Regions from separate parts of the Homo sapiens genome. Here region 2 is linked to region 1. The links are chromatin contacts, found by Hi-C or POLR2A ChIA-PET in ENCODE. All regions are on one chromosome and are shown on one strand. The core of a region is the stretch at or near the end of the contact, and the rest is flanking DNA. Distances in the headings are between cores, read along the strand shown.

What was found. A loop is a pair of places that touch in the nucleus more often than their neighbours do. ChIA-PET counts read pairs that join two places held with the same protein, here RNA polymerase II (POLR2A). Pooled maps may share reads with other maps.
Region 2: a pooled map shows a loop between it and region 1 (4-fold over the local background). The contact joins the enhancer-like site here to the promoter of LINC02288 in region 1. A Hi-C loop is called at or near these places in 1 of 168 maps with a recorded cell type or tissue (OCI-LY7) and 4 of 50 pooled maps. POLR2A ChIA-PET finds 5 or more read pairs at or near these places in 3 of 52 experiments (MCF 10A, PC-9 and activated B cell).

What each region holds. Positions count from the first base shown.
Region 1 is chr14:77,039,204-77,043,769 of GRCh38, reverse strand. LINC02288 (long intergenic non-protein coding RNA 2288) reads right to left here and starts at 2,721. Exons shown (of 4, transcript NR_110554.1): 1 at 2,493-2,721. RefSeq lists enhancers at 3,019-3,108, 1-3,242, 2,518-3,249 and a silencer at 3,359-3,548.
Region 2 is chr14:77,578,784-77,583,349 of GRCh38, reverse strand. It overlaps SPTLC2 (serine palmitoyltransferase long chain base subunit 2), which reads left to right. Exons shown (of 12, transcript NM_004863.4): 3 at 4,241-4,395. Among named protein-coding and RNA genes, the nearest start is that of SPTLC2, 36 kb to the left of the region's middle. Within about 2 kb of position 2,214, at least 8 of the 41 ENCODE cell types and tissues checked have a DNase peak (open chromatin) inside an H3K27ac peak, as active enhancers do; they include PC-9, where a contact is called at or near this core.

The sequences.
Region 1 (4,566 bases), core at 1,472-3,971:
CCAGGTCTTTTGCAGAGCACAGCCTCCATGGTTGCCATGGAGGGTTTCTCCCCCCAGCAGTACCCCTTGGGGCTTTGAGACCCTATAAGGAAAGCACCAGGAAACCCCAAAACATTCTCCCTCCTGAAAACAATGGTTCCCAGTGTCTATGCCAGACACACTCACACCACCCAAAATAGACTCATTGTCCTCTTGCACAACATCCAGGAATTTGGTGAAACTCATCATTTTTCAGGTTACCGATAATGCAAGTTTGGAAACTGAAACAGGAAGGAACACAGGCTGAAAAGCTTTTATCCAGCCCACAGCATTTCTCTCTCCAGATGCAAGATAGTTTTTTTTTTTTTTTTCCCAGCAGTACTTTGGTGGGGTTAAAATTAGCTGGCAGCATTCTGGTCACATGCTAGACAACAAAACAAAAGGGAGTTGTTCCCCCTGCCGCTCCTGAACTGGCCCACGACAGAGTTTCCTAATCCATGGATTTCTGGGAAGCTGGCTCTCCGGGCCCTGGTATGGAGGGGCTACACCAAGGACTCCCCTCCGGTTATCATCCCTGCTATAATGGGGCGACACAGACGAGGTCAAGGCTGTTTGGAATCTTGGAGCTTGCCTCGATCTGGAAAGGCACTCAAGGGTCCAAAATGGCTTTTGTAAATCTTCTCACCAAAGCCAACAAAGAAGCAAACACTACAAAAACACTGAGAGAGAGAAGGGTAACATCTGACACATGAACATGGGCATCCATTGACTTGTGGGGTGGTGGCTGCTCTTGGCATGATTAAAAAAAAAATAGCCGGGTGTGGTGGCTCATGCCTGTAATCCCAGAAACTTTGGGAAGCTGAGGAGGGCAGATCGCCTGAGGTCAGGAGTTCGAGACCAGCCCGGCCAACATGGCAAAACCCTGTCTCTACTAAAAATACAAAAAAAGTAGCCAGGCATGATAGCACGTGCCTGTAATCCCAGCTACTCGGGAGGCTGAGGCAAGAGAATTGCTTGAACCCGGGAGGCGGAGGTTGCAGTGAGCTGAGACTGCCCCACTGCACTCCAGCCTGGGCGACAGAGGAAGACACCGCCTCAAAAAACAAAACAAAACAAAAATAAATAAATATAATACATCTGGGCTAGAGGTGGCGAACATTTAGGATAGATTCTGTATCTCTTGACCTTGATGACAGGGACATGTCAGGGTCTGCTTTGTTCATCCAGCTTAAAACTGTCACCAGAAGCCCTGGATAAAAATGCAGCCTCTGATTCACACACGGTCAGGAAACATGCCTTGTGCTCAGTACAGAAACATGTCCGTCAACCTGGGAAAGGAATCACCACCACGAAATATGCTTTTGGCTTGCCAAAGCTTAGCAGCTGTGAGAGCCAAAAACCCAGCTGCCTGGACTGTCTGGGGAAGTTGGCGGGAGGGAGGGGGGGTTGCTTTCTGAATCACCTGATTTCTGCCTCTAACTCTAGTTTAATTCCAAGTCGAAACCTATCTTGAAATGTCTCAAGAGCCTACTGCTCCTAAAAATTGTAGGTTTTAGCTAACCCTTCAGCTCTGTGCCTGCTGGCAAGGTGAAGCAGATGGCGTTTGTTGATTATTTATTTGGAAGGGGCTACTTTGGAATCAGGAAATTCCAGCGAGACAGAGTGCATCGCCTTGGCCAGAGCTGCCGTGACAATCACGAGCAGACACCCAGAGACAGTCAAGTTCAAAGAAATTGCAGCTAAGCCCCAGGAACTTGGGGCATTTTCAGTCTTTCTCGTCTCCTGGCCTCCATGTTCACCATGCACTTAGGAAGAAATGTTTCGTTCAGTTCAACATTCTGTGGTCTTCAAGTGTTTGAATACAAGGGCCCACATTCAAGGTCCCGCTTTGTCAAAAGGGCTTCACGAAGCTAACAGGCCTCTGACTTGTGTTTCATCCTGAAGCCCCTCATTATACAGACAGATCAAAACAGAAATCCCCCCTGCCTTAATGCCCAGCACATAAAGTCCTCTTTAATTAACATACACCATTTTTCAGTGAAACAGCCTCAAGGTGTTAAAAGTGCATAAAGGTCTGAAAGCTGAAGCCCAAGATAAACAGTGTGCCGAAATATATTTAGCAGAAAATATTGAAAGCCACAGGAAAAATAAGTTCCCTTCCTGGGATGTTAACGAATGTTTAGGTTCAGGAAACCTTCAGGAAGTAGCGAGCCGAGAAGGAATACTGCTCACCGTTTTTACCCCCAATGTAAATAAATCACTAAACCTCTTTGGTTTCCATAGGCCTGGGCTGGAGTGGAATATTTCATTTTTTCCCCATTAAACAGGCCACCCGGAGTGTTGGCATTACAGGCCTGAAAATATACCAAATCTGAATGTGCTATTTTGTTTCTGTACATTAAATCAGACTGTGTTTCAAACGGCAGTTCGTGCTAAATGGGGGGCTGATGATCCAGACTGTGCACCCTCACACACCTGAAATTGGCGCAGCGTAAATGATAGATCTGTTTCACCTTGGATCTCCCCGTGTCTTGTCTCCTACAGGAACACACCCTCTGTCGTTGTTGCCCAAGGTGATGTCATGTTCATTCTAAAGGCCGCGGTTCCAAGGGGACTACACCACAAGAAGATGCCTTCAGAAAGACCCAGATTTCCTGCGGTCTCAGGTAGGCGGCAGGGAGCAAGAGAACAAGGAAAGGACCCGCCACCACTCTCCCCAAGATGGATGCTGCATGATGTAAGTGGCTGGCTAAAATATCTGGCATCCTTGCAGTTTTAAGTTGCCAGCTAAATATTATTAAAAAGATAAAATACACGCAAACTGTGCAGAATGCAGGGCTGCTGTGTTTACATCCGGGTTTTGATGACTCAAAGACTTACACTTGAGCTTGCTGAAAAGCCTCTATTAAAAATACCGCTTTGTGAAAGCCCCCAGGGAGCAGGAAGAAAGCTGGGGGTGTGAAAGAGGAGAGCGGGAGGATGGTGACCCACCCAAGGACGGCGCTGACACCTGTGCTCCGGGCTGGCACTTAAGGCCAAGGAAGTGCTTAGAGGTTAACCTCCTCTCACCCTCGGAACCAGAGCGGGGAGGGTTAACCTTTTTCCAGAACATTTATTTCACCATCTCACTGACTAGAGGGAGGAGGGGCGGGAGGGGGAGAACGAGAGCCTGCCGCGCAGAGAGGCTGCGGATCACAAGGCCATTCTGATAGCCTCCTGTCCCCATGGCAACTGCAACGGCATTTATCAGTTCCTTCTGCGCACAGGCACAGCAAATCTGCATTGCACATGGCAGGCTTCCAGCATTTCAAATGAAAGAGCACTTTGAACGGCTGCCAAGTTTGGAAGGAGCAGAACTGTCAGGGCTGCTTAAAGCTGGCAGTTTATACTGGGGAGGTTTTCGCTTCCCACAATTCTCCGGGCCTGGCGAGCCGCCAAGTACTTAGCGGAAGCTAAAAAGTAACTCGCTCCCCTCCCTCCCCTCCCCTCCCCCTGCTCACGCTCCCCCTCCACACTATTCACCGCAGTGCTCTCAAAATTTTCCACATGTCCTGTGTCACCAGTGCAGACTGTACAATGAAAACCAGAACGCCGGCTGCCCACGACCAGGCTTTTATTAATAAATAACGGAGGGAGGAGGAGGAGGGGTTGGGATCAGACACTGACAGCTGGGGCACCGGGTCTCCGCGTACCTGCCAAAACCCCATAACCACTGGGTGTGAATGCGTGTGGTGTGTGTGCCTTTCAGCCTTAAAAATACATTAATAAAAATAAAAATAAAGGGAGCCTCAGAGCTGTAGACACCCTGAGTACCAGGGGAGGAGGGGTGGGTTTCGGTTGGATGGTTTGGCGCTTTATTTAGGGTGGGAATGGAGGTCTTGCAGGCAGCGTTGTTCAGATCCAGCCTTTCTAAGATCTGTAGGGAAGAGGGTTGTTATTGAGAGCTAAGCCTGTTTCTGGAGCTTTCCTTGAATCTCTCAGATGTCATGGTGAAAGCTGTGAGGCCACAGATGGGGAGGGAGTTCGGAGATGCTTTTCAATGCAAAGTTTACCAGATAACTTCTGACCGTCACGCACAGCCCAGAGCACAAGGGCTTCTATGGGCAGAAAGTGGAAATTGGCATAGTATTCACTGTACTTTTTTTTTTTTTTTAATGAAAATCTACACTGAGATCAAGGGCTTGGGCTTTATTTTCCAGCACAAATAGAATGAAAATTGTCTGCCGCTTAGGCGGTTGGATAGAGTTCAGGAAAACTATGTCTGGCATTAATTCCAAAGTGGAGGTTTTGGTTCAAACGAGGCCCATTAATTTCAGTAAACTGTTTTCACTAGTCCAGACCCTGCTGTGCAAGGACTATTTATTACCTTTTGCTAACCTGATGTCTGCAGAGTTGTAAAGCAAAGGGGGAAAAATCCAGGGTGAAGATATCTATATTTTGCATCAAATGGGTTTTGCACTTCCCTTGGGGGGCCGTGTTTTATGGGGAGTTTTCTATCCTTGGCTTTTATCAGTGCCAATTTTTTAAAAAAAAACTCCATCTTGCAATGAATTAGAAAAAAAAAAATCCTGAAGGAGAGGAGCCTGG
Region 2 (4,566 bases), core at 965-3,464, 540 kb before region 1:
TGCCTAGAACTGGAACTGCAAGTAGTGACCCCTCCCCTCCTTTTTTTCATGGCTAAGCTGCAGGGAGTTTGGTTTGCTGCCCTTCTCATCTTTTTTAAAATTATTATTTTTATTTATTTATTTATTTATTTATTTATTTATTTATTTATTGAGACAGCTTTTCACTCTATTGCCCAGGCTAAAGTGCAGTGGTCCGATCTTGGCTCACTACAGCCCCAACCTTCTGAGCTCAAGTGATCTGTCCACCTCAGCCTCCCACGTTGCTGGGACTGCAGGCACATGCCACCACACCTGGCTAATTTTTGTATTTTTTGTAGTGACAGAGTTTCACTACATTGCCCAGGCTGGTCTCAAACTCCTGGGCTCAAGCGATCCACCCGCCTTGAGCCCAAAGTGCTGGGATTACGGCGTGAGCCACTGCGCCCAGCCATGCCTATCAAATCTTTCTGCTGAACCTACTGACTGAGATCAGAGCTACTACCCTGGAGCTTAGCTAAGGAGTAAAGGGGAGCTGAGATTTCGGCCGTAAGTCCCTCTCTCCTACCATTCTATGCCACCCGCTTTTGGTCCCTAACATCCCTGGTTGTGACAGCTTCTCCTCCTTTACCCTGTGCTACTGTGACTTAATCACTTGTTAAGGAGAGATGGAAATGCCTGACCATGGCAGGCACAATTCTTTGTTCAGGAAATTGGAACCCATTGCTTCCTTCCTAATCCCAGACAGCTGTGCCTCTGGTTTTCTTTGTTTAGCCCAAGGCTGAGGGGTGAAGCTCTACTTCATTCTGGCCTGCAGTCTTTTTTCTATCTTGGGGTTTGATAATCCCTCTGGTATTTGGAGCAGACTCTAAGGTTTTTCTGTTTTATATAGTAAAACAAAAAATATTGCTTTTGTTGCTAATAAAAATTTGTCTGTAAGGAAATATTTCTCTTAATATTGGAGTTAATACTTTGAACATTAATGTGCAGTGTTTAGAAAGATTATAAAGAAATGAGATTGGCCGGGCGCCATAGCTCATGCCTGTAATCTCAGCACTTTGGGAGGCTGAGGCAGGCAGATCCTTTGAGGTCAGGAGTTCAAGACCAGCCTGACCAACATGGTGAAACACTGTCTCTGCTAAAAAATACAAAAATTAGCCAGGTGTGGTGGCGGGCACTTGTAATCTCAGCTACTTGGGAGGCTGAGACAGGAGAATCACTTGAACCTAGGAGGCGGAGGTTGCAGTGAGCCGAGATCACACCATTGCACTCCAGCCTGGGTGACAGAGTGAGACTCTGTCTCAAAAAAAAATTTTTTTTTTTAATTAAAAAAAAGAAATGAGATAATCAGTACTGTCATTTCCTTCATTAGAAGCGTTAGTACTGTTACCCTTTTTTACATGAATGAAAAGGATTGAAGACTACTTTTTGTTTTTTCCTTTGGGAAATAAATGCATGGATAATAACAGCCAAATAAAAAGTTTTAATTAGAATTGGATATCTCTATTCCTATTTTCATTCAACCAGTATACTTGTTGGAAGGCTATCAAAATGGACATGCCATTTAAATGAAAAATTTCCAATTGTGATAGACATGTTATTTATGAATATTTTCTGTCCTGAGGAAAATTAACTATTAGAACCAGTTGTAAAAGAGATGGTGGCTGGGCATGGTGGCTCACACCTTTAATCCCAGCACTTTGGGAGGCCGAGGTGGGTGGATCGCCTGAGGTCAGGAGTTTGAGAGCAACCTGGCCAACATAGTGAAACCCCGTCTTTAATAAAAATACAAAAAATTAGCTGGGCATGGTGGCAGAGTCCTGTAATCCCAGCTACTTGGGAGGCTGAGGCAGGAGAGTCGCTTGAACCTGGGAGGCAGAGGTTGCAGTGAGGCGAGATCACACCATTACACTCCAGCCTGGGCAACAAGAGTGAAACTCTGCCTCAAAAAAAAAAAAAAAAAAAAAAGAGAGATGGTATCAGGTACTGCAAATTCTTAGAGTAGCTTCTGACTTTGCTCAGCCTTATTTATAAGATTTATCTACTGGGAGGCTCATTCAATAGGCACTTGAGAGTCCGGTGTCATAGAAAGTTGTTAATTTTAGAGTTGTATGCAGCCTTCTTTAGCAATGAAAATCTTTTACAGAATAAGGCTTAAGCTTTTTCAATGTTTTTGACTGATTTAGTTAACAGCTTAATTTATATTGGCACCAAGCCCAGATCTAATGGTTATAAACTCAGTAGTTGGCTGATACAGTAAAAACTGTAGTTTCGTTTTCTTGTTGTTTGGTTTACCCTTTACATTCAAGAGTTTAAGTAGATCTCATATGGTCTGGTCACATGTGTTCTGAGTAGTGGTCATACCACACCAGGCATAGCATTTCTGCTCCGCTGTGACTTGATTTTTTACAGACTTAAGTTTTAGTACAACTTAATCTCTCAGAGGAAGGGTTAAGTTCCTGAGCATAGGAATTCATTTTGGGAATGTATTTTCTTTTCTTTCTTTTTAAAAATTTATTTGTAGAGACAGAGTCCCACTATGTTGCCCAGGCTGGTCTTGAACTCCTGGGCTCAAGTGATCTTCCCGCCTTAGCCTCCCAAGTGTTGGGACTACAGGCATGAACCACTGTGTCCTGCCTTCTTTTCTTTTTGAGACAGGTTCTCGCTCTGTTGCACAGACTGGAGTGCAGTGGTGTAGTCATAGCTTACTGTCACTTCAGATTCCTGGCCACAAGCGATCCTTCCACCTTAGCTTCCCGAAGTGTTGGGGTTACAGGCATGAACCATTGTACCTGGCCTCTTTTTTTTTTTTTTTTTTTCTTTTTTAAAAAATTCCTTTCTAAAGGGAAAAGAACCTAAGGTGGGTGGCTTCCTATAACCATTTTTTTTTTTTTTTGATATGGAGTCTCATTCTGTTGCCCAGGCTGGAGTGCAGTGACCACGGCCCACTGCAACCTCTGCCTCCCAGGTTCAAGCGATTCTGCTGCCTCAAGCCTCCCGAGTAGCTGGAATTACAGGCACCCGCCACCATGCCCAGCTAATTTTTGTATTTTTAGTGGCGATGGGTTTCGCCATGTTGGCCAGGCTGGTCTTGAACTCCTGAGACTTCAAGTGATCTTCCCACCCACCCACCTCGGCCTCCCAAAGTGCTGGGATTACAGGTGTGAGCTACCACACCCGGCCCCTATATCCTATTTTATAGTGTTTCTTGTTTATTATTTTCTCTTTGGATTTGTTTCATTTTGATCCTTGAAAATATGCAAAGGATGGAATCTTAATTTTGGAATTGTTTTTCTTGGTTGAAATTGGAATTATGTGGTTTTTATGGCATTTCCCCTAATCTATTAATGTGGGAGGAGGCTTGTGGGGAGGGAAGAGCCGTCTTTTTGAGATTATTAGGGAGGGAAACCATTTAATGACAGAATTGTATGACTACATTTTATTTTTATGAGGACTACTTTGTTAATTTACATTCTTGTGCTCTACATTCATGAAGTCAGTTATTTGAAACCATGTAATATATGTCAACTATTAAAGTTAAGTGACTTTTATCTGATAAGAGTTGTGTTAAAATAATCATAGAGAATTGATGCCTTTCCAGATGTTTTCCTGATACATCAGGGTTTTTTTTGTTGTTGTTTTTGCTGTTATCCAGCTTGGAGTACAGTGGTGCCATCATAGCTCACTGCAGCCCCAATCTACTGGGCACAAGGGATCTCCCTGCCTCAGCCTCCCGAGTAGCTGGGACTACAGGTGCACTGCACCTGGCTAATTTTTAAAATGTTTTTGTTGAGACAGAGTCTCGCTATGTTGCCCAGGCTTGTCCCGAACTCCTGAGCTCAAGCAGTCCTCCTGCATTGGCTTTCTAAAGTCCTGGGATTACAGACGTGAGCCACCAAGCCTGTCCTGATTTAGCAGTTAATTAAATATAAGTGGCCTCTCATTCTCAGGTGCTCTTACAGTATGAAAATGGAAGTTGTAAAGTTTGTTTTTAAAGTAACTCAGTGGAATGATAGACAGTGGAGACTTGGAAGGGTGAGGGAGTGAGGGTGGATGATGAGAAATTACTTAATGGGTACCATGTGTGTTATTTGAATGACTGATACCGTAAAATCCCTGACTTGTCCATTACACAATCTTGCACGTAATGAAATTGCCCTTATACCCCATAAATTTACATAAATAAAAGATCATGTCATCTGTTAAAAAATTTTTTAATAAAGTAACTCAGTTAAATTTATGGTATGTCACCATTTCTTGGCAGGACTTTGTGTCATTGTATCAAGATTTTGAAAACTTTTATACAAGGAATCTGTACATGAGGATAAGAGACAACTGGAATCGGCCAATCTGTAGTGTGCCTGGAGCCAGGGTGGACATCATGGAGAGACAGTCTCATGATTATAACTGGTCCTTCAAGTGAGTCTTGGTTGGGAAATTATTTGACAACAATTACAAAAGGGTTTCTTCATTTGAGAAAATATGTTATTATAAATTGAGTATTCTCTCAAAATAGGAGTAGCAGCTGAGGATACAATATGATTGGTTTCCTTACATATTCTTCATTGTTGAGCTTTTTAAGATATATCT